Regions from separate parts of the Mus musculus genome. Here all the other regions are linked to region 1. Evidence: chromatin loops called from intact Hi-C (ENCODE). Cell type or tissue: left cerebral cortex. All regions are shown on one strand. Each heading gives the region's core, and the rest is flanking DNA. Links, peaks and the distances in the headings are about the cores only. Region 1 overlaps Gm30340 (a long non-coding RNA gene). Region 2 overlaps Gm30340 (a long non-coding RNA gene). Region 3 holds the start of Mir124-2hg (Mir124-2 host gene (non-protein coding)). Region 4 overlaps Gm30223 (predicted gene, 30223).

Region 1 (5,721 bases), core at 215-5,214:
TCCCACACACTTCCTGGCAGGCATCCAGTCATCTGCCTGCCCTCTTCAAACTGCATGGGCATTTGCCAATCTAAGCAGCACTGGTAGGCAAACAAGCATGGCACACGACTCTTCTGGCTGAGAGCCAAGTGTGCAGCTGAACAATCTAATTTGTTTCTACTGAAGAGGGAAACATTCTTTCCTATTCTTCCCTATTTGGTTGAATTTACATGTAAAAGTTTGTTATGGTATAAAGCAATGTGCACTTATCTACAATTCCTTTCTGCTTTTACACCTCTTTCCTCTCAACAGTACAGGTCATGATTTTGTCTGTGGCTTTTTTAAAGTTCCTCCTGGCTGACAGTTTCTTCAATGAAATGACCCCTGAGTGTTATCAGCTAGCTAGCAGGTGTGTCTCTATTCAGAATCTTGCAGACAGAAGTGCATCTTGGGTAAAGAGCAATCTATGTACAATCCAGTTTTTTTCCAACATTACCCATGATTTGTTGTCCTGAAACAAAAATTTAACAAATTTTCTTCCAAGTTTAATGGTTTTACCCCATGACATGCTGACCTAAATTAAGATCAAACAAATCACATAATTAATTTTAAATGCATTTAATTTTATTTCAATAAATCTTTGTGCCTGATTATTAATCTATTTTCCAAACCATTAGATACCTAGTTTAAATGAAATATGACAGTAAATAAAGTGATACTCAAAAATACATGTATTTTTAACCCTAGGCCCAAATGAACAAGTAGGGATAAAGCTAAAACTACAGCCATACATTTTTATTCTGTTCAGTTTTTCAAATAGAACCTATAGAATTTTTTTTCTGGCTATTTTAGAATGGTTCTTCACAGTAAATTAAGCTATGATTATCTTGAGAAGCTGGATTATTTTTGCAGATTTTCACATACTCAAAGAGAACAGTGACTATCAAAACAATTAAAAGTGTCTACTCCTTTCCTTAAATTTCTTAAAATGGGCTATGGGATGCAAATTACAAACTCCTCTATAAATAAGATGGTAAACTGAATAGAGAAAATTTAGATGTAACAGTGAAATTAAATATACTGCAAATAGCTATAAGAAAAAACAAATAATCACAAAACTAGCAGACTTTTCTCAGATACGCTTTAAATATCACAATAAAGAAGATAATTACATAAAATGCTAGCTACATTCATTTGAGCTGCCACACTATATCAAGTTTCCATTTGTTTCAAAGATATGCACTTTATGAAATAATAGCTTTGTGGAATGGAGACTTAAAACCCTTTCTGTAGATGGTTTATGGTGCTTATTTTATTATTTACAAGTACATATTTACACTTTGCTTAAATAATGTCAATTCAAATCCTTCTAAAATTTTTGACATCAAATCTAATGGTTATTCAATGTTTACATATTTAATGTCTCTATATTTTTAAAAAGTACTTTTATTTCTATTCATGCTACTATACACTAATGTCAGATTCTATGTAGCATCTATTAATGTTGTAAAGAAATTATTATTTAAAAATCAATATATTATTTGCTATAATCTTTTTGAAAAAGAGAAATTACATGCATATTTTATTCTATTTTATTTGATTAATCATTTTTATAAACAAGTAAATTTCAATAAAATTGCATTGCCAACTTTAACCTTTCCTATCAAAGAGGATGAACCAGCAAATGGAAAAGGAAACACTGGAAAGGTAGTTAGGAGTTAGGAGTACACGGAGTGAGCTTTTCTACTACTACATGTGTGTTCTTTGTTTTTCTTAAGAATGTTTCACACTGATGAAACTTCATTCTACATTCCAGGTTTACACACATTCACATTTTAGTTCAGGTTGTATATTTAAAGTCTTTGGAGCAATGCAATCATTTGCTCATCTAACTTGATTGAGCTACTTAGCTGTTTTTGTAAATTTTGGAGAGCCTATTTTAATGGGTTTCAAGAAGGTCTTTGTGGCCTATTTGAAGAAGTAATATTCTATTCTTAAAACACAGTGTAACTTCTTTCAATCTCAGTGGTGCAAAAATCATAGGAAATTTAGAAATGCCCCCAAACACAAAAGATTGCATTATTATTTGGTGTAATATGAATAGTTTGAAATTTCAGAGTACTTGTAAATAATTTGATTCGTTCCAAAGTACAGCTGAAGTTCTCTTAGAGAAAATAGCATAGAGAAATATTACAAAATGGCTGATTACATGTGAAATATGATTAAAGAAAATGTACATGTATCCTATCTTCTTGTCTGTTTTAAAGTATTAATTTCTGTTACTGTTTAGTTCACCTTTAAACCCTTATTATTATTTGATCATATTATCTCATGATACATTATTATTTGCTAATATGTTTTCTAAAATAATGATTTAGATGACCTCAGAGAATTTATTTTATGTGGACATGCATGATTATATGTGAGGGCATAGCCTCCTCTTTTGGATGCTAGCCAATATTCAGTTTTACAAAATTATTTAAAGAGTGAAGTTGTCATAACGTTGTTTATTATAAGCCTATTGTATATGTATAATAATATAATTCTCCTTTGAAGGTAATTTATGTTGAGAAACATGTATAATTAAATATTTCAAAAAACAGAATCCTAACCTACCTTGTATAATTTGGGTAAGCAAATTGGTTGGCTAAATTCCCTGCAATAGTCTTCAATTTTTTATCTCACTATTTATAGAAAGCTGCAGAAACAGCTGAGCTTTACTGAAGTGATGTCACATTTGCTGACTGAATGGTTTACTCCAGAGCATGCTTGGAAGCTGCATGAGTGGACTTAAGGTTTGGTATGCAATCCTAAGCAGTGAGAAGGTGTAAACACGGGCATTTTTCAGCCCAGCCAATCAATACTGCATTGATGACTTTCTACTGACCTTTAACCCCATGAAGAATTCCAATAGCACCATACTGAATCTTCCTGTCTTCAAGGGCTGCCTAGCATAAGCTACCAATTTTACAATCGATCTCAAGTCATCTCTGTGAATAAAGCTTGAGATTTCAAGCAACAGCAAGCAATTTTTGAAAGGTCAGGGCTAGGTTTTTATTTGCTTGACCTGTGCTTTCAACTTGTATCATAGTTCTTTATAACCACTAAAAGTAGTAAGAAATTTTCAGATTTTTCCCCATGTATTTTTAGTAACCCTTTGGGCATTTTCACTGTCCCTAAAAGAATATGGTTGCATGGCAACCTTCGCAGTTGCTATGGAGACTCCATGTGTAAGCAGCTGCTGCAATCAGCATTAACTCCAGGCTTGCAGGTTTGTCATTCCAATACATAGGGAGGGGGAACCAAATAGGACAGCACACTGCCGTAAAGGGGAAGTCACCTAGATAATGTCACTCACAAACATATGTTCCACAATTATTCTTTCCACTGTTTTATTGCTGCAATTATAGCTAAACTAAGATTACAAAATTATATGGTTTTAATTTGCCTCTATTGACTATGTTTCACTTCCATTAAAATTAAGTCTGAACTCATTTACGTAGAGAACTGTAGGCTTTCAAAAAATATTTTTTTGCTTTCTCATTTAATGTCAACAAGGGAAAAAAAATCAATGTCCATAAAAATTTTTGTCTGAAAAAGGCAACTCAGCCAAAATATAAATTAACCTATCTTTCCAAGCGTGGCCCCTATTTCATAGATCTGTTTTCCAATATTTTCAGTTGTGTCAGGCTAGACATCAAAGATTCCTTAGATGACACTGATCCAAGCCTTTCAAATGTAAGCAGAAATGCTGGCTAAGCCATCTTAAGCCCTTATCCTTAGCTCATCTCATCAAGCGGAAGTATTGCAGCATGTGACCTCAATAGCAATGTTCTTAAACAGAAAACCCAGGAACAGAGTTTGTAGGAAACTATCAGGGACACTTAATTCAGACTAAAATTTTTTTACCCTAATTTTGATAAGCCTGAATGATTCAGAAGTCGTTAACATCATCAAATAAATTTATTTGAGAGAAAGATGATTTCATAATGCATAAACATAATATCATTATTGCAGGCATCATTTTTGAGATAGTTTGCTACATTTTTCATAGATATGAGGTTGACATCACAAAATAAAGAAAAATTGATATGTTTAGTCTAAGATTTAAATTTCTTATTTTTAGAAACCTAAGGATTACTACTAAAACTCAGGATAGTACATAAAGTAATGTCAGTATTCACTTTCTAGGCTTTATGATACACTAGAAATCAAGCAAGAAAGAACTATTTCCTATGATGGCTCACGTTCTAGAGATATTGTCATACTTTTATTCTGTGATACAAAATGGTCACATTTAATTATAGTCCTTGGAGCTATAAAATAATCCACAGAATAAAACACTAACCAAAAGAAATTTAAAACTATGTAAATGACTGAATAGTGCTATTTTAAGACAAAACAAGCATTGGAAAACTTTAGAAGCTGTTAATATTTATGTAGCTATAATAACTTACATTTATACTGTGAATCACAGAGAAGGTCACATGTATATATGTCAAAAAGATATTTCTTTAATGGAATTGCATGTCAATGTGTATATACACATGTATATATCTGATACATTGTAAAATTGCACCCAATAATAATGCATAACAATACATTCTAAAAAGCCTCCCTTAGATACACTTTAAAGGGTGAAATTTAACAATGCTAAAAAGCATCTCACTAATATGTTCATGATTAAAATAGAACACACAATTCCAGATACTTGTAATTACCATTTTAATGGATCTTTCAGTAGATATCTAATTGCACAATTCATAGATTTAAAAAATCTGAATGATTTATTATTCAATATTAGAATGATTTTGTTAATTTCATTTTTCACCACACAGTATATACTGCTACAAATATTCATTTTTTAATTCAGTAAAATACGAGAAACAGACATCCCCTCATAGATGTTGCTCTCTTTCATTTGGATGCAATCTTTTTTTTTTTTTAGTTTTCAAGAGTTAGGCTGGGATAAACCTCTAAGCACAACAGCATTGGCAGGCGCTGCTATTATACACAAATCCAGATGACATTAAGTGACCTATTTTCAAAGCCTGTCTGAAAAAAAGTGAAACCAAAGAATTGAATTTTGTGTCTTTAATAGTTCCTTGTCATGCAGTCTTTAAGTCAAAGTATGATCACTGAAGGACAAATCCCCAAGCTCATAAACACAACAGGGGCACCTCGTGCAGCCCTACCAACTAGATTTTATGGTCTGTTCATTACAGCTTGAGGATCAGTGCAATACAGGGTGGGGTAGAGAACACTTGAGTCAATGCAAACTTGCTGACCAGGATTTAAAGTCAAACACTTTCAACTACAGCAAAAATGTAAAGTCCTATTGGGTGATTTAAGGAATGATTATTTTCAATACATGTTATGTTAATCTGAAATGTGGTACATCTTGATTTGTATAATAAATACACTTTCGTAAAACTGCAACTTGTACAATTTTGAAGGAATATTGTAATCCAAGTTTGTCATTGCTAAACTAATCAAAGCACTGTAGTCTTGAGTCTCATGATAATGGAAGCTACCCTAGTTAATGTTGCAAAGTATACTCCTATAGTTGTAGATTCAAACTGCACTTCTAAGTGGGATTCTGATGAATGAGATGTGAATGCTATTTGCTCTAAAAGTGACACGAATCCAAAGCAATTATTTGGATAATTTGAGTACTAGATCCTGAGACTGTGAATGAGAAGTGTGTAATTGGATTAAACAATAGGAACCAACTGTGTACAT
Region 2 (5,721 bases), core at 332-5,331, 160 kb after region 1:
TATGAGCTAAATATGAGAAATATGCTTCCTAAAAGAGACATACAGTCAAATTATATATAAACTAGCAAATGGTTTCACTCCTTCTGGACAGAAAGAATAGAGAGAAGGTTCAGAGTATCAAGATGGGAGGTCGGAGTATTGTTAACACAATCAGTTTGAGTGTTAGTAAGCTATGATGAACATTCAAACAAAACAGTTACAAAAGTTCAGTGAGGAAAAGACTTCTTGGAAGAGTTTTTAAAAGGAAGCAAATGTTACTTTGTGTTTATTTAAATAGTCAGATAAACAGAATTTTATGCATGAGAAAGGGGATTCTCAATTCCATTTCCATGTATTGAATTTCTTCAAATTGCGTCTTGCTGGAGGCTTCATGCAAACCTACTCTAAAGGACTTTTCCTAAGAAGAATGGCTTATAATACCAGAATGTTAAAACCTTCCAGGAGTATTTAGGTGTGTTTCCTGGATGTTAAGTAAGATATCATATGCAAACTGCAAATAGAGTGCTGGCACATTAGAGGCACTCAATAAATTTTAACCATTTTGCCATTAAGGTTTATTCATCAACATTGATCACAGGCTTTCTCTAGATGGCTAGTTAATCATCAAGAATTTTAAACAACATGTATTTATTGAATATGTCCAAAGCTCTCTGCAGGCAACATTGTCTGCTATGTAGATTATAGAGAATTGATTCTGGGACCACAAGTGCATTCTTTGGAAAGATGATATAGCATTACAAAAAGCTTCAATCTACAAATCCAGAGATTTGGACCTTCACACTAAGAACACATAGTGTTGATCCAGTCATTATTTGAAGTTGAGGAAAACAGTGTTGATCATGACCTAACTCATTTTGGTGGAGGTGGGACTAGGCCAGGACATGGGAGATCCCAACTGTCCTCCTAGTTCCCTTTCTGCAATAGCACCTATATATGGGACTGACACACCTTAGAAAACACCCTCACTAGCAAAGGTAACTTCCTGTACAAAGGATGCTGTACAGGAATTCCTGCAAACCCAAATCAGCAATTACTTAAAACTATACAAAAAGGTCAGAGACATCATTGCCAATTTAAGCCATTCTGCTGAATGACTGGCAAATGTTGCTATACTTCCAGACAAAGCATCCATTCTAGAAACTGAAGATTTGTACTAACTAAATGAATTCTAATTCTGAAATTTTGGATGCATAAATTATGGCTGCTTAAAATGAAAATAAAACTGCAGCATAAACACATGGGGATATACTCACATACTTAAAACACATATAAATCTATAAATGAAACCTGTAGAATTCAACATTTTCTACTAAAAGTCTATTATAATCTGATGAATGTAATTCAACCAGCTGTGATCTGTCCAAGAAAATCATGTATGTTTTATATATGCTCAGTACATGTTAAAACAATCCAAACATTGATAGCCAATACATATTACATAGAATTTTTTAAAGTCATATCTAATTTTGTTGAGTTGAATATAGATGTTTTTTTACAGAAATGTAAATAATAAGTCTTTTCAAGCCTATTAATGAATTAGTATTTTCTGCAAATAAGAAGTTCTGTTTATATAGGGGATGAAGAAATCAAGACAATATCAAACCTATACCTGGGATTTGACTCCAAATAAACCTCTGATTATTGATGTAGTGTTTTGATCATTGTTGTTACAGCTATGCTTTCAAAATTCAGATGATTATTGCTCTTGTTTAGTTTTGTTTGTTTTATTTTGTTTTGTACTCCTTTTCTCCATTTGAACCTTTAACCCTTCAGCCTCAAAGAGCAACTACAGCCTGAAAGTAGAATATCTGAGGTCAGTTTCAGCCATAAAACAAACACATCATGTGAGTCCTAATGTTCAACATTTGTTCTAGAAGAACTGTCTTAAAATTCAGTATTCTATCTTTCATATTTCTATATTAGCTACAAAATCACCGAGCTATTATACTATTAACTATCTGTGGTTTTTAACACCATATTATCTCTGAGGTTTTTAGTTTAATAATATCAGTTCTTAGATTATCTACATTAAGCTCTTTATTTTTGCAGTAATAGTCATCTTTAGCAGACATTTATAAATTTTAATATGAGAGTCTTCAAAGAAATTAATATTCTAGTGAGTAACTCTAAGAAGTAAAGAAGAAAAATTCCTTCAATGTTCAAAGCTAAATAGTAAACACAAGTTTGAGTTTCAATGTTTAATTTTAGGTTTTATAATTTGATTTTTCTATTTGAGATTACTTCTTGTTATTTAGGTCATCTACCAATATTGGTAAATGTTCATTTCTTTGGTAAATGATTGCTTCTTTCAAGACAGAGAGACAGAAAATGAATTACATTAAATTCATATCGATTCATATATATATACTTGTATCTAGAATAAACTTCAATATAAGTTGCATAATACCAAGATGTTCTTTTTACTTTGAGAATTACATGCTAGGTATCATATGTACTAAATGCAGTATAATGAACCAAAAGCTTGATAGTGTTAACTCTGCTAGCTAAATAATGCATAATCTCAATAAAGAACTAGCTAAAGTTCCCAAAAGTTCTAATTCATGATTTACTTGGTAAGATTGTGAATTGGGAAGTGAAATGGGATAGAAAATGCAAGAGGTCTTAATATAAATATTAAAGATCTAGAAGAAGAATCGTCATATTCCCAAATTAAATTTCTTAAAAGCAGAATTGCTATTGCCCTTTTTCAAGCCTTTTGTTTCACAGTTTAATTCAACAGAACATTCTGACTCATGTGCATGCTATAAAAAGCTTTGGCCTCAAGCCCATCACTTCACACAGCCATGCAAATAATAAGCAACTCAAGCCTATGTCCTACAGAAAGCCTCCCAAGCAAGCTGATGCAGGAGCCTGAGTATCAGAAGAGGTTTGGAGGAGGGATAACTAAAAATGCTGAGTACCTGCCCAAAGATAAGAGTAGGCAATAGCCACGGGCCAAGAGGAGAGGGTGGAGTAAGAGAATCTGAGAACATACGGTAATTAAATGTTTTTTTCAAGAGGAAAGTAAATCATGTGCGATATATCTGGTTGATGAGAAAGCACACAAATTTTGGAGACAAAATTATTTGAATTATTGTCTGGATTTCAAAAATTGTTAGCTACATGACCTTGGCCAGTATATGTAAGACTCCACAGCCCCAACCTCAGCTCATACTTTCTTGTCTCTAAAATGAAAAGCAACCTTGACATGTCCTCATGAGAATGTATGTTCATGGAAGAACCTGGTAAAGCGTCAACACATGGCACTCAATAGAATACCATACCTTCCCTCCCATCTTTCCTGAGTCTTACATTAAGTTAGGTTTTTGTTACTATGCAGCTGCTATGCTGTCTCCCAAGCAATTTGTACTTTTCAGTTTATGTAATCATTATGCCCACTATATATATATTATATATTATATATATAGCTATATAACCACAACCACGTCAAAGAGAAACTGCAGGAGGATTTGTCATGGGTTGTTTGACTTACTTTGATATATTTTTAATTTATTGAAAGTTGTTTTTAGAAACATGTTTGTGTTTCAACTTTCAAGTCATTCTCTTATTTTAACAACTATGACAGAGAGAGAGAGAGAGAGAGAGAGAGAGAGAGAGAGAGAGAGAGAGAGAGACCAAACTGGAATTATCCAGAAAGAGCTGCCCTATCTCTTATCTTTCTAGATTCAAAACTTCTAAATCCATAGGAAAGCTTTGTGATTATGTCTAGGAGTTCTCAGAGATACTGTTGACTCAGTAAAGTTAGGGCAGTCCAATCCTATACTAGAACAAAATCACACTGGCAGTTTGACCTTTTGAATGCCCTCAGACTAACCTCTAGATGTTACAATGTAAGACTTACCCTTAGTAAGGACATTCATCTAAGATGCTGTTTCTTTCAAGAGTAGAACATTCAGAAGATTAAAAACAGGAGGGAGAACAAAATCAAGTAGCAAAGCTTCATTAAAGGCCTTACCCAGTTAATTTTAAAGCATCACTAACAATGCAAGCAAACCATAATGAAGTTCACATCTACCATCGAGACTGACACACTGTCAAAGAAAGAAGTGAGGAAAAAGAACAAGAGAAAGAGGAAGCAGGAGAAAAAAAAATCTCAGAACCAAAAGAGAAGCTAGATCTTTGAGCACTTTCTCTTTCCAGCTGCAGAATAATTAGGACGGTCTGCACTAAAATACGAGACTATTTTCCTGACCACTTTGGACAAGTGAATCTGCTACTGGGGCAACAAATACACAGAATCCTGAAAAATCTGTCCTGCCAATGTTTACAGTCCTTCTTCCTTTCAAGTACTATCTAGGGTTCAAGACTACCTAGCTTCTGGTAGGTTCCATATACTGCTGTGTTTAACTTAGAACACTTCTAATTAAGCCTACATCCACAATCTCCAATCCTTCAAAGTGGCCCTGGGATTCCTCATCCCAGGTCCCTGGTGATGTGTGTGTACAAACAAAGCTGTTTATCACTGTGTCTCAGAAGATCAGTGAACCAATTTGGGATGAAAATGTTCTGAGATAGAGTGAAGCCTCAGGTGACTGGTTTTATAAAAGCGTGTCTTTCACAAGAAGAGAAAACTCCAAGAAAAACTCAGTATATTAACTGTCACCCTTCAAAAACCAGGACACAACTAAGGCAGTGCATTGCAATTGGGCGTTTTCATAGCTAAGATTCTTTTTATTTTCCCATAACTAAGGATGTTTCCCCCCACCCCGTAACGCTTTTTCTTGTAAAGTATGTTCAAGTAACTAGTCCTGGTTTGAGGGTTTTAATTTTAAATATGGTCTTCAGGAATCTGCAATGTACATTTAACTACTGGGAAATAAAACATTGTGTTCATCCAAAAAATAACCTCATACTGCTGCAGACTTGCATGAACTCCAAAGTGCCAATAATGACATAAGGTCTGCTTCTGCTTGATACCTTTGCCATCAGATACCAAACAAATTAATTTTATCAGAACCTAATTTTCAAGGGATCTCTCAGTACTTAGTAAAAAGCAGAATGATAGAGGAAGAAAAGCTTAGAAATGAGGTTCCTTATTGGCACAAAACGATTATTTTGATAATACTAACAACGCCACCAAAGCCCTATTTGGTTCCTAGATGCTAGTGCCTAATACCCCACTTTCACACCTTGTGTATTAAATGCAGCCCCTAAAGAAATCAAACACGTTGATGACTATAAAAGTTTAAGAACATCAGTCTACATTCTAAACCACAAAACCCAAGGACTAAATGAATACCACCAGCATAGTTTGGTTTTTTAGGGTGTTTTCAAATACATTCTTTAACCAAAAGATCAGTTTGAAACATGTAATCACTGATTAATGAATCTGTCTGTGGTGCAGAAACACTGTTAAGCCAAAGAGATAATGAAGAGTATAAGAAAGAAGGAGGCAATACAAGAGAAGTCAGAGAAGTAAATACAAAATGGTGAAGTGTTAAATCATATACTTTTTATTTTATAGAAAGTTTTAACACTTGACTTTGATCTTCTTAAAAAGCAACCATTATTAAAAGGAATACTAAATTCTTATCTTTAACAATATGACAAACACAAGTAAACCACTAGAATGTAAAGCAGTTTAAGCATATACAAGTATATCTTTAGATAACTTGGTAAAAATTCTCTAGAATAATTTTCCTTGTCATAAATGATTGAATAAGCACATAGTTTTCTGGTTGAGAAACTGATATCAAAGTC
Region 3 (5,721 bases), core at 266-5,265, 170 kb after region 1:
GGGTGGGGGGAAACTTGTGTGAGTTTGGCGATTGTTTGCAGAACACCAGCATCTAACGGAGCCTAGACCGATGTGGGTCGGCGGTGGGGGTTAGGAGCCCCAGAGATTCCTCCCCCTTCTTCTTCTTAATGCTTTTAGAGAACGGAAGCTGCCTCTGGGGAGAAGGGGGAGGGGAAGGGAGAAAAAAGCGTTTCCTTGGCGCGGTTGCCCGGCGGGAGCTCTGCGGCCGAGGCCCAGGCCAGGCTTCGGGCCCTGGTCGGCCACCACGAAGTGGCGGGTCGCCTACAGCAGCGGAAGGCACCGGCGAGTGGCTGCCAGGTTTCTTTGGCTCTGCCTGGGCGGCTCGGTGCCCAGCCCTGTTGTCAACTCCTCCGCTCCCCTAGTCCCTCGGGCCCCACAAGCCCTGGCTGGGCGCGCTGCGGGGCAGCGTCAGACTCAGGGTCCTGGGGGAGTCGGGGACTGAGGGCCGACGCCCCGAGGCCGGGACGGCTCCTCCTGAGACTTCCTTCTGCCGTGCTCTTTCGCAGCTGTTGACTTTCTGTCGTGGGACAGGGGACCGGCTGTGGGCATCTGGGCTAAGTGAGGTATTGCGGAGACCGAACCAGGCCTGCTGCGGCCACCGCCTCTCCGGACGCCTGGTGTCCGCGGCCCCGGCCGGGCCACGGGCAAGCACCTGGGCTCGGACCCAGGGTCTACGAGAACGTGGGCGCCTCCCGCGTGGGGTCTTCGGCTTCTCCCAAACGCTCCCCGCCTCCCTGCACGTGCAAACGTGGCGGGACAGCTGGTGAGGCTGGGCGCGGAGGCCTCAGGGGTTTGGGCAGTTAGCAGCGGCCGGTGGCCCACACTGTGGACGGTCGTCTGGGAGCTTTCAGCGCCCTGGGTAGGCCTAGCGCTCTGGGCGGAGGCCAGGCCAATGACTGCCAGGAGGGGTGTCCTATAGAACCGTGAGAGACGGTCCCCACCCCATCCCCCCCAGGCCTGGTAGGTGCGCACGATGCCTGTGACCGCTCTTACTCCGCGCACCCTCGCGTTTACACATTTTCCCTGAGCATTGCTAAAGCCGAGTAGCTGTGCGGCCCCGAGGCCTGACACTAAAGTCTGGGTCGCTGCCAGCCGCTTAATGTACCCCAAGAGTGCCTCGATCTAGCTGGGAGCAGCAAAAGAAAGTGGGAGCGAGGAGGAGGAGAAGGAAGAGGAGGAGGAGGAGGAGGAGGAGGAGGAGGAAGGGTGAAGGAAAGAAAACAGAGGGAAAGGAAGGCTACGAACTCAGGCCAGCGCAGAGGGAGTAGGGCTCATTGTCCCGTCCCTTCAGTCCAATTGATATGCTAATCTCTTTTCTGATGCGATACAAAGAACACCTTTGCACTTTAAAAAGACTTTTGTGCCCTGGCTACAGAAGTTTATTATCCACTAATTAGCAACAACTTCTGGCAATGAGTTGGGTTTCGTTTTCATAAGCTAGCTCTAGCTATGAGGTGTGCAGGGCAGTAAGAGGTTCGCATTGCAGAGAAACCCTCTTATCCCGGGTTAGAAAGCAATCACTGGCTTTGGTTGCTCAACCGAAGTAGGTAGGAGATCCGGATCAAGAGTTAAAGGTGTCTAAATATAAAGGCTCCTTTGGAAGGACTTTGCAGGATCCAACTCTGTGTTTTCCATCCCCTGAGCTGCCTGGAGGCCATGGCTGTATCTGTCTGTCCATCTTTCTTGGGTAGACGGGGAGTGAAATCCGGGAGCAAATGTTCCGGCAGTAGCCTCAGATTCTTGAGTTTTCCTTGGCAGGTGTTTCTTAGGATAGCGAAGTATGCAGGAGAGGCCCATACCTAGGAAACGTGAGGTCAGCTTTCATACAGTCCTAAGGCCTTCCTAGAGCTCCGGGGCAAAGCTAGTATTGCCAGAACTGGAGAAGAAGAGGCTGGGTCAAGTACCTGTACTGGGTGGTCTGAAGTCGCCACCCCACTGAGCCATCTCTGCTAGCTAACCAAAGCTAAGCACTGCAACTTCCCCGTAGTGGGCGGGATGCACTGAACACTCTGACCTGGCCCCTCCACGGGCCAGGCAAGTCCTTGAGGATCTTTAGCAATCACACATCCCAGGTCAATAAACTGAAAACGGATAGAATGAACATGATCAGTGAAAAGATACAGGGAAGGAAAATGATGTACCTAGTGCCTCCCCAAGTCAAAGTCCTCTGCCCCGATAAAAAACACCGACCTTTAGACCTGCTTTCTGTCTGGACTCCAGGCACAGAAATGATATTTTGTCAAGTAATTCCAGCCCCCACTCAGCACTTTACAAACATGTTTTACAAACACACAAGAACGTATCTTTTCTTTAGAATGTTTTATTTCATATTTTGTTTTACGTTTCCAAGTATCTTCGTAGGAACGCTTGTTGGATATTTCAAGCAGACAGAGGTACAGCTCAGTTATAGCCCAGTTCACTTAGCTCTGTGCTCAGGGTGAAACATGGCCTAATTCAAACGCCCAGGGTGACTTAGAGTATCAGAGTGAACATTTACAGTCAGGAAGTGGTGACATGTTTTGTTCCCATTGGGTAGTACTGAAGTTGCACCTCTCCAGTGTTCCAGTGTGGGGGGTTCTTGACTAGAGTTAGAATGAGAAATGGGGGTAGGAGCTGACAGTAGACTTAGCAGCAAATTACTGACAATTCAAAGTTTTTTGTGGTAAGGGATTCTACAATTTCCCAGAAGATGGGAGCACTAGGAAGGAGAAAAACACTCCTAAGTATCTTCCTAGCAGTGGCCTTGGGGGAGGGGGGGGTGGCAGGTGAGTGAGAGAGGAAGGTGGCCTTGCCACCCCACCACCTTCATTGAGGTAGAGCAATGGCTTGGTCTGGATTCTTTCTGAAAGAGAAACTGCAGGAATGCAGAGTTGCTTTTTGCGCCCCAACCTACTTAAAGGAGTGGGAGCCAAACCCCTGCTCCCAACAACAAGCAGCATTTTCCTTATCAGAAGCCCTCTGGGACTCAGCAAGCTTGATAGGCTCTGGCTCTGATGTCCCATAAGGCCCACTCTGTGGCTGGAAGAAACATGATCAAAACCCATGGAACTCAGACTTCACTGACCACAGAGTCCTGCCTGGAAAAGTTGAAAACATTCTCCCGAGCAAGGCCTATTTGTAGAACTCCTCAACCTAGTGTCTGTATAGCAAATTCTGATCCTATTTCATATTAAGAACATACTTACGTTTTTATTTAGTCCAGCAGATTTTCCCAAATGACTTAATTTCTTCCTGAGGCAATTTTAAAAATTCAGAATATTATTGTTTTTTAAAAGGAAAGAAATAGAAAGGCTCTCATTTAGAGCACTGAGGGATGTTATCAGTGTGACCTTGACGTGTAAATGGAGAAGGCATGCTAGGTTTGAGTCCGAACTCTTGTCTTCTTGCGTATCTGAGATGTTCTCGGTCTGGCTAAGAACAGGGACATGAGGAGAGATTTGTTTTTAAAGGTTACCATTAGCGGTTCACTAGCTGAGGTTAGGAATTTTGTATTTTTATATTTCGTGAAATTCATGATTTAATTATACTCCTCAAACAAATTAAGGGCAGGCCTTCTACACAAATTGGAGGCAGCTAAATGCTCTTTTGTGCCTGCAGCTCTCGGATTGTTAAAGAGGCTGCTGATGCATGAGAAGAAGTGCCTGATTTAACTCATTGGGATGCAGGAAGCGACCTGCCCTCTTTTGAAAAAAAAGTGAGAGAGAGAGAGAGAGAGAGAGAGAGAGAGAGAGAGAGAGAACACTAGCTTTAGAAGAGCAAGAGGGTGAGTGACAGAGAGAGGAGAGGAGAGGAGAGGAGAGGAGAGGAGAGGAGAGGAGAGGAGAGGAGAGGAGAGGAGAGGAGAGGAGAGGAGAGGAGAGGAGAGGAGAGGAGAAATACAGGGGCAGGGGGTGTGTGCCAAACTCCTTCTTTGCTGAGTAGAAAGCTTCTGAATTTCAAGCAGAAAGTGGAAGGAGCTCCACAGAGCAATATCTTGGGCTGCGTGTGCAGAGCGTAGACAATGAAAATCTCCGCCCCCTCCCCCATGCTCTCAAGTCTTCAAGATTTTTTTCTTTCCTTCACAACGATGGAAGCTATGTAAAAATCAAATACACAGAGATGTATATACTTTTTTTTTTTTAAAGCACAGACTAACAAACCGAAGGACCTGACCATGGATTATTCAAGGACTCACCTGCTGTAAGTACTGTCTGTCTTTTCCTGGGTTTTTAAGCTCTGCTTCGCGCGGTGAACTGAGTGTTCCTATTGTGAGCAGAGTTGCTGCCTGTGTCTGTATGTTTTTATTTGTAGGGGCTTCCTGCATTGTTTTTGTTTTGTTTTGTTTTTCTGTACCTAAGCTGCAGCATTTTACCTAGGCTAGTAATAGAGTCCTGTTATTATGCTGTGGATTGTAGCAGTGGGCTGGGGGCAGGGGAGGCGCACAGATCAGGGTTTCCCGCGCTTTGAGCATCCTTAAGAGTTGCTGCCAGCTTAACATCCTCGCTGAAAGATTGGTTCCTGTCGCTCAAAGGGTAGGACTACGGAGCTACCGGACGAGCTCTGGGGACAGGATGGAGTCAAAAGGAGAGATCTTAGACTGGGAGATGATGGGCCTCCATCCCCACAACAACACACCTAGTTTAGAGCCCTCTGCTGCCCACCGCTAACACCCGTTGTCTTGGGAGGATTAACACGGCCCTGAGCGCTGCTTCTGGAACCGAGCCTTTCCTGCGTTTTTGTTTTGTTTTGTTTTGTTTTTAACTTAAACCTTAAAGCTGGGATCTTCTAGACATCAGGGCTAAGTGAGGATGCCTCTGTGTGTGTGTGTGTGTGTGTGTGTGTGTGTGTGTGTGTGTGTGTGTGTGTGTGTGTGTGACCAAACAATATAAATTGCCATTCGCGGAAGATATTTTCTAGCCTCTTGAAAATATGCAAGAATTCTGCGGCCCATGCTTCCTTTGTGTAGCAGGCAGCGCCAAGCGCTTTGTGCTTCGCAAGTAGAAAATGGCGAGTCCTATTGTGTTTAGGCCATTTTCTTCCGGTACAAGGATTTCCCAAGTTTTCAATACTTTGAGGGGCAGGAGCAAGAATCAGCCCTCTTATACCCAGAAAAGCAAAAGCGGAAGCGGCTATGGCTGGGCCCCTTGGCCCGGTGGGTATGGACCTTGCTTTGAAACCAAGGGTCTGTTTCCCTGCTGTCCAGATATTTGAATAGAAACAATTTGTACTGGTCGGTGCCCTTTAAAGATTTGTAGTTCTAGAGGGCATTAGATCATAAGTGTGTGGTTATACACATACATGAAAATAATACCTCTCCTCTGATAACCTGCAGAAAATGAAAACAAAACAAAACAAAACAAAAAACCACCAATCATTTGGGGGTGGGGTAGTGTATTGTGTTTTTTCCTTTCTCCAGTCATCCCTGGGAGAATCACAGGACAAGATTATTTTTACTCTACTGTGTCAGTCTTTAGATTTTTTTAAACCTAAGATGAAATGCTATTGGTATTGGGGCAAAGAACTACTGAGTAAGAAGCCTTAGTCACTTCATCATCATGCTGTCCTCACTGCCATAGAAAGTGCTGGGGTTAGTAGGGGGATTCTTCAGAATTGGCTCATTGTAGATGTGAGATAGCTATCTACACTGCCCACAGCTGTATGAAGATACAATAGAGACAGGACGATCTCCCAGAGGAGTATTGTTCCGTTCTTTCTCTCTTT
Region 4 (5,721 bases), core at 199-5,198, 800 kb before region 1:
TATATGTTTGTATGCATGCACAATGCAAAACCGTTTCTAAGATATTTTACAAAGAGAAATGATAGTGTTTTAAAAGGTGGGGCACAGAAGCACTAGAATAAGCTAAAATGAATTGTATACTTCTTTGTGCTAGGCCAGGTTTGTAATTCTATTTCAGATTGCAGAGGCTTACAATATATCTATTGTAGTAAAACAAGAAATAAACAAAACCCATAAATTATCTCTAGAATCTAGCGAGATCTTTGTCTTTCAATTTTAAGAAATGCTTTATTTTATTGGATTTCTTTTGTGGGCTTTGAAATGTTTATGACCTTCTGTAAGCAGAAAGCTCTTTCAAATTTTAACCCTCTTCTTACATGTAGTTAAAAATTCTTGTTTCATTTAATGCAGAGCTAATTTAGTGACATTACTAGTATTCTACTGAAATAAATCATTTTGCTATTTGACAATATTTCCTAAGTTATATTTCCCTAAAATTCTAAACTAATCCCTTTAAAATAAATTCTAGATACTATTTTGAACAAAGGCCTCATTATAAATGCTTCTATTTCTGCAAATGCATTTCTTTATGAGTCTTTTTTAATGCAATGGAGATTGACAAAGTACAGTTATGGTAAAGCACTAGTAGCTAGAATATAATAATACATAATAATCCTATATTTATATCTTTTGTGTTTATAATTCCTGTTAAAAACACAAATACTTATTACTTATATAATAATTTTGATCTTTTACATTTTTCACTATATAATTATACATAAATTTGCTAATAAATACTAATAAGTGATATGTGTTTATTAAAGCACAAGTCCCTACTATAATCTGTTATGAAGCAAATAAAATTGTGTTTGGTTACCTACAGTACTGCTTTCATTCCTGTTGTTTTATTAATTGGTTCTTTGATAAAGCAGAAATATTGCATTGTATAAATTGTTGCAGCCTGGATATTCTCATGAAATCTGAACAACCATTTCTTCATTTCCATTTGCCTTTTGCCTTTTGCAGTAACTGAGGAGGGGAGATGTCTGTTACTACCCAAAGAATATCCAACAGAAAATATGTGCATGAATAAGAAATATTTTTAAAATATTTTTGAGGTACTTTTATTAAAATGAAATATTTTTTGAGGGGAACACAGATTTTGAATTTCTTAATTAAGGTTCAATAGCTGCAAACATCTTCAGCTTCAAGAGACTGCTATTTTTCTGTTGTTAATTTTCACATGTATTTGTGAAATCTCTAAGTGAAAAGTCTTCCAGAACACTCTCCTCTTTTTATGTTGTATTACTTTACTTGGCTTATATTTTACGCACTAATATTAAGATTAAAGACAAAGCACTGTACCTTTAAGTCATAACCCAAGAGTACAAAGAGAAAGACACTCATGGTGCTGATCTACCCAGCATCTTCCTAAAACAATTGCCCCCATTTTATTTGTCATAGAATCCAGGCAATAACTAATGTTTTGCTTATTATTTTTACTCAGAAAAGATTGCATTCATAACCATATAAAATGCTGAATAAGAATAATGTGGTTTTGTCCTGAACTCAATTTTGATTAAAGGTGAGAACAACTAAGTTGCAAGTATACTCATATATAATTCCAGCTACATGTATTTACAGGTAACTATTTTAAAAGCTATTTAAAATATTTTAAATGATATTCGGTATCATATTTATACCAAGATATAAATCAGAATTATTTGCATCTGTAAATATTCCTTTTATGGCTAAACAAAAAGCAAAACACTTATATTTTTCGAAAAGGGCACACAATGCTAATGGTTTGCTCTGCGCACCTGCCAGCTTGGTTTGCAGTTTAAGCCACCCTGGAAATTCTCATTTCTTTGTGCAATATTTTATTCTGTGCTTTTCTTCAGGGCAGATTGGTTCTGCCTGCACTTTATTTCTGAACCCATGTTCATTCAAAATGGACTGCCAGACATAAATGCTCTATCTAGTGTTGCCACTGCTGCTGCAGGGGCTGCTGACTAACAGCACCCCTCCCCCAACCAGCTCCTGACCCATTCTCCTGCCCTATCCTTTGTTGACAATGGTAGTCCATTGTCAACAAAGAGTGTACAATTGTGGAATACTCAGCAGCAATTTTGGTAATGTTTTGCTTTGAATATTTTGAAAGTATTTTTGAAGTCTATAAATAGATGTGCCCCAAGCTTTTCCTTTTTCTTGATTTTAATATTTGGAGATGAGCTCTCATCCCACAGGGCAGCCTCGGGGACTGCAGTGGCTGGAATGCTTTCAGAGAACAAATGTGGCTCTGTGGCTCTCTTTTCATAATAATATCAACATCATATAGATTTAATAACAGGGTGATAGAGGACATTTTGATGATGGGGCAAATTCTCTGATCTGCCAAGGAAAGCATCTGATTCTCTCATGTACCAATTAATTATTGAAGCAACTGGAAATAATAGGCTACTCTGCTTGCTTCTTTCCTGCAAAGGAATGGAGTTGGTGTGGTGGTGGTGGTTTGTGTGTGTGTGTGTGTGTGTGTGTGTGTGTGTGTGTGTGTTTGCACAAGCATACATGTGAGCACTTGTCTGTGTTCAATAAGGAATCTTGGGCAGAAATTTCTTCACTGTGTTCTTAAAGATTATAGGGACGTTATCTGTACACGTCTGGTATGACAATAGTATTTCTAAGGAATAGGAATGCAATCTTTCTTTTTCTTTTTCCTTTTTTGAATTATTTTTTCATCCACACCCTTGATGGACCTCATTGTGAATTATTGTGTTTTATTTTAATGTCTACTTCTCATTTACTAGCACCTTTTTTGTTTTGTTTTGTTTTACAGCCCACTCTCTAAGGCAGGCACTAGATCAGTTGAGAAGAAAATCTTGTTTTGCTTTATGCCTCAATATGCATCATCCTCCTGCATACATAGATTGCCTTGGTATAATCTGGTTACTTTACAAAACTATTCCATGATATTCAGACTTGAGTCATCTTTCGCCCTAGAGTCTGTGGTTCTATAAACTTTTTAGATAGAGGGAGGTTGGATTCTTGGATTATTGTAAATTTGTTGCTTTCTATTGTGACAATAGTGTTTATATGCTTGACACCCTCATAATAATATTAAGCTCAATTTTTTAGTGTGATGTACTTTATACATTTGTATAAATGTCACAGCCTGTAATCACTTTCTTTGTCATCGACGATTAATCTAAAAAAATCGAATAATTCACTGCCCCTTGCCATTTACATATCGTCTGCTGCCATCTGCTCTTCTCAGCAGCAGTAAATGATGGGTAATTAACTCAGTGCCTTTGTCTTTCCCTTGCTGAATGTCTGACACATATAGATTTTCCTCTCTGTGCGGATGTGTGTGTATATGTGCATGTAAGAGGAAGAGGGAAGTGGTAAAGAATAAAGTGCAAGGGAGAATGAATGATACTTCACGGATGCATGCCAGCATGATATCATTGAAGGAGAGAAAGGCAAAGCAAGGTTCAGAGGAGTGGCCAAACTTCATGACCTCACATTTTAACCAAACCAAGATGAAGAAACACTACTGGAACTATGACTTTCTTGCACAATTGAGAGATTTTTCTAAAACCTTGAAAGCCAAGGTAATAATGGAAAGCCAAGGAAAGACTACAAAATCCTTTTGTTAATCAAGATGCGAAAAAAGATCATGCAAATGTGATGAAGTATACAATAACCACCACTAGCTTAAATACTCTACTTGACTTCTACACTGGGGGTAAATCTGTGTTGGAGAAATGATGCATAAGATAAATCTCAGATGGACTTGATGCTTGACCTATCTCTAAAAGCACAAAGTGTCAAGGAAAACCTAGAAGGACTCAGGAGACTCAAATTGTGTTGAAAAGCTGCTTTGAAAAGAAAATGAGATTTCTTCCCTGGATTTCTACAGATTTCCACTAAATAGATTAATTATTTCTTTCAGACGTCTCCCTTCACACAGGAGATATAATATTATTGGGACAATTCTTACTTGAAACACCTATCTTTCATTTTGCAATAATTTTCTGAATTGTGGCTGAGTTTGATAACACTAAAATTTGAAAATACTAAAAACTAGAAAGGGAAAATTAAGGGAAACTTATAATTTAGCTTTGTTTTAATCCAAAGTAAAGTTAGAATATACCCTGAGTTCCAGAGTATGACCAGAATCTCTTCTACATAAAATTCTTAAGGCTTCTTCTGACTAATGTTGATATACATGTACTATCTCTAACTTAAGCAAACTAAAGTTTGCTCATTTCATTTTTTCCATTCACACACACACACACACACATACACACAAAGAAAATATATTTCATTCACTCAGTAAATCTAAGAAATAATCTATAATGATGTAAATCATGACCTAATACCTAACCATTCACACTGGCAAGGTCTTTAGTAGTTTTGCCATTTGGTGTGCTCACAATCCCCAAATTGCTAGCAGATATAGACCTATCAGTACAGAATACAGGCAAATTCCAGGAACTTAACTTCCATATGCACACAATATTTTCCCATGCAGTCCAACCCCAGTATCTCAAATTTCCTATCTTCTGAGTGGTTATAAGAGTGTACTTGCATTTTTCTGTCATGAAAGTAATGAACGAATACCTGAAAACATTGATAGTTCTGCTTAATTTCAGTCTTTTTAATAACTCTTGCTTCATTTGTTCTATCATCATATGAGTTCTCCAGGTTAAATTATGTGTCCATAATCATAAAACAACTGGGCTTCCACAGAAGGTCATTCAGTGGGTAGATTATATTGTTCTCCATTAGTTTGAAATGTCTTATGGAGATGAGTGAATACAGGTATTAAGTGATGAAGTGGCTAAACATGTATACAACTGACTAATTCGCTGAAAAATAAGGAAAGAATATTACAAATGTGAAAAAAAAAAGAGGAGAGTCTCCATCTCTCAGGGATTGTGGCAAGTGTGTAAAATATATGTACTTTATGCAGTTATTTCAATTTTATAAATTTGTATGACTTACAGGTACATTTGTCAGCATGTAATTGAGTATGAGAACTTGAAAGCTTTCATTGCAATCATTAATCCAGCATCATTGTTCTCTTAGGTTGGTGTGTGACCCAACAGGCTTACAGAACAATATCTCTGAATATAATTGGCATATGTCAGCAAAATAGAATTAGTAACAAGTATTTTTTTTGAAATGTTCTTTTGTTAATTAAAAAAAAGATGAAGGTTTCTTCTTGGATTAAATTATAGCTTGAATTTCTTTGTGGTTTGATTTTGGTAGCACTTAAAATGAATTAATTTAAATTTTGATTCAAGAAGAATGTATTAATTCCCTTTTCTGTGAAAACACTGTAAGAGTTTTCCTTTCTTCAAAATGATTTTATTTGAATTCCTGGTCTGAAAGGTACACTGCATGGGAAATATGGGGCAATGACTTATCTAGGCTATCATACGTGTACAGGTAGAATTAACCATTTACCACCTCCTCAAGGTTTGAATAGACAGAGTGACAGGTAGTTTCTCTGGGGTGATTTAATAGCTACGACAAATCCAAACTCTCCCACAGCTGATTCCCACAGGCACAGGACTGAAGTGAATGCCTGAAGTGTTTACTGCTGCACACTCACCATGTTCAGCCACATGGATGTTATGGTTAATGTTGGTAATTTGGGAAAATTGTGCTACACCCATCTTTCATTTAACACTATAGGACAAACAGTAGTGAATTCCCACTTTTAGAGAAGTCTGG

The links. A loop is a pair of places that touch in the nucleus more often than their neighbours do. Peaks named below come from ENCODE experiments on the same cell type or tissue, not always from the same donor. Only the 100,000 strongest peaks of a DNase experiment are listed, where the experiment ranks them.
Region 2: it touches region 1 in a loop (6-fold over the local background); 9 of 42 quality-filtered maps call a loop at or near these places.
Region 3: it touches region 1 in a loop (5-fold over the local background); 9 of 42 quality-filtered maps call a loop at or near these places.
Region 4: it touches region 1 in a loop (2.9-fold over the local background); 3 of 42 quality-filtered maps call a loop at or near these places.

What each region holds. Positions count from the first base shown.
Region 1 is chr3:17,616,876-17,622,596 of GRCm38, forward strand. All of the region lies in intron 2 of Gm30340 (a long non-coding RNA gene), which reads right to left. Among named protein-coding and RNA genes, the nearest start is that of Gm30340, 170 kb to the right of the region's middle. In left cerebral cortex, for the core only: no CTCF peak of the experiment used is centred there; DNase peaks (open chromatin) are centred at 2,832, 3,195 and 3,701; H3K27ac peaks cover 1,159 bases.
Region 2 is chr3:17,776,538-17,782,258 of GRCm38, forward strand. All of the region lies in intron 2 of Gm30340 (a long non-coding RNA gene), which reads right to left. Among named protein-coding and RNA genes, the nearest start is that of Gm30340, 6.6 kb to the right of the region's middle. In left cerebral cortex, for the core only: no CTCF peak of the experiment used is centred there; a DNase peak (open chromatin) is centred at 2,806; H3K27ac peaks cover 1,469 bases.
Region 3 is chr3:17,785,981-17,791,701 of GRCm38, forward strand. Mir124-2hg (Mir124-2 host gene (non-protein coding)) reads left to right here and starts at 3,941. Exons shown (of 3, transcript NR_033490.1): 1 at 3,941-4,200. In left cerebral cortex, for the core only: no CTCF peak of the experiment used is centred there; DNase peaks (open chromatin) are centred at 297, 1,008, 1,536, 1,954 and 6 more places; H3K4me3 peaks cover 4,021 bases; H3K27ac peaks cover 4,812 bases.
Region 4 is chr3:16,817,438-16,823,158 of GRCm38, forward strand. The region is part of intron 1 of Gm30223 (predicted gene, 30223); the gene reads left to right. Among named protein-coding and RNA genes, the nearest start is that of Gm30223, 3.2 kb to the left of the region's middle. In left cerebral cortex, for the core only: no CTCF peak of the experiment used is centred there; DNase peaks (open chromatin) are centred at 2,280, 3,261 and 4,504; H3K4me3 peaks cover 393 bases; H3K27ac peaks cover 1,303 bases.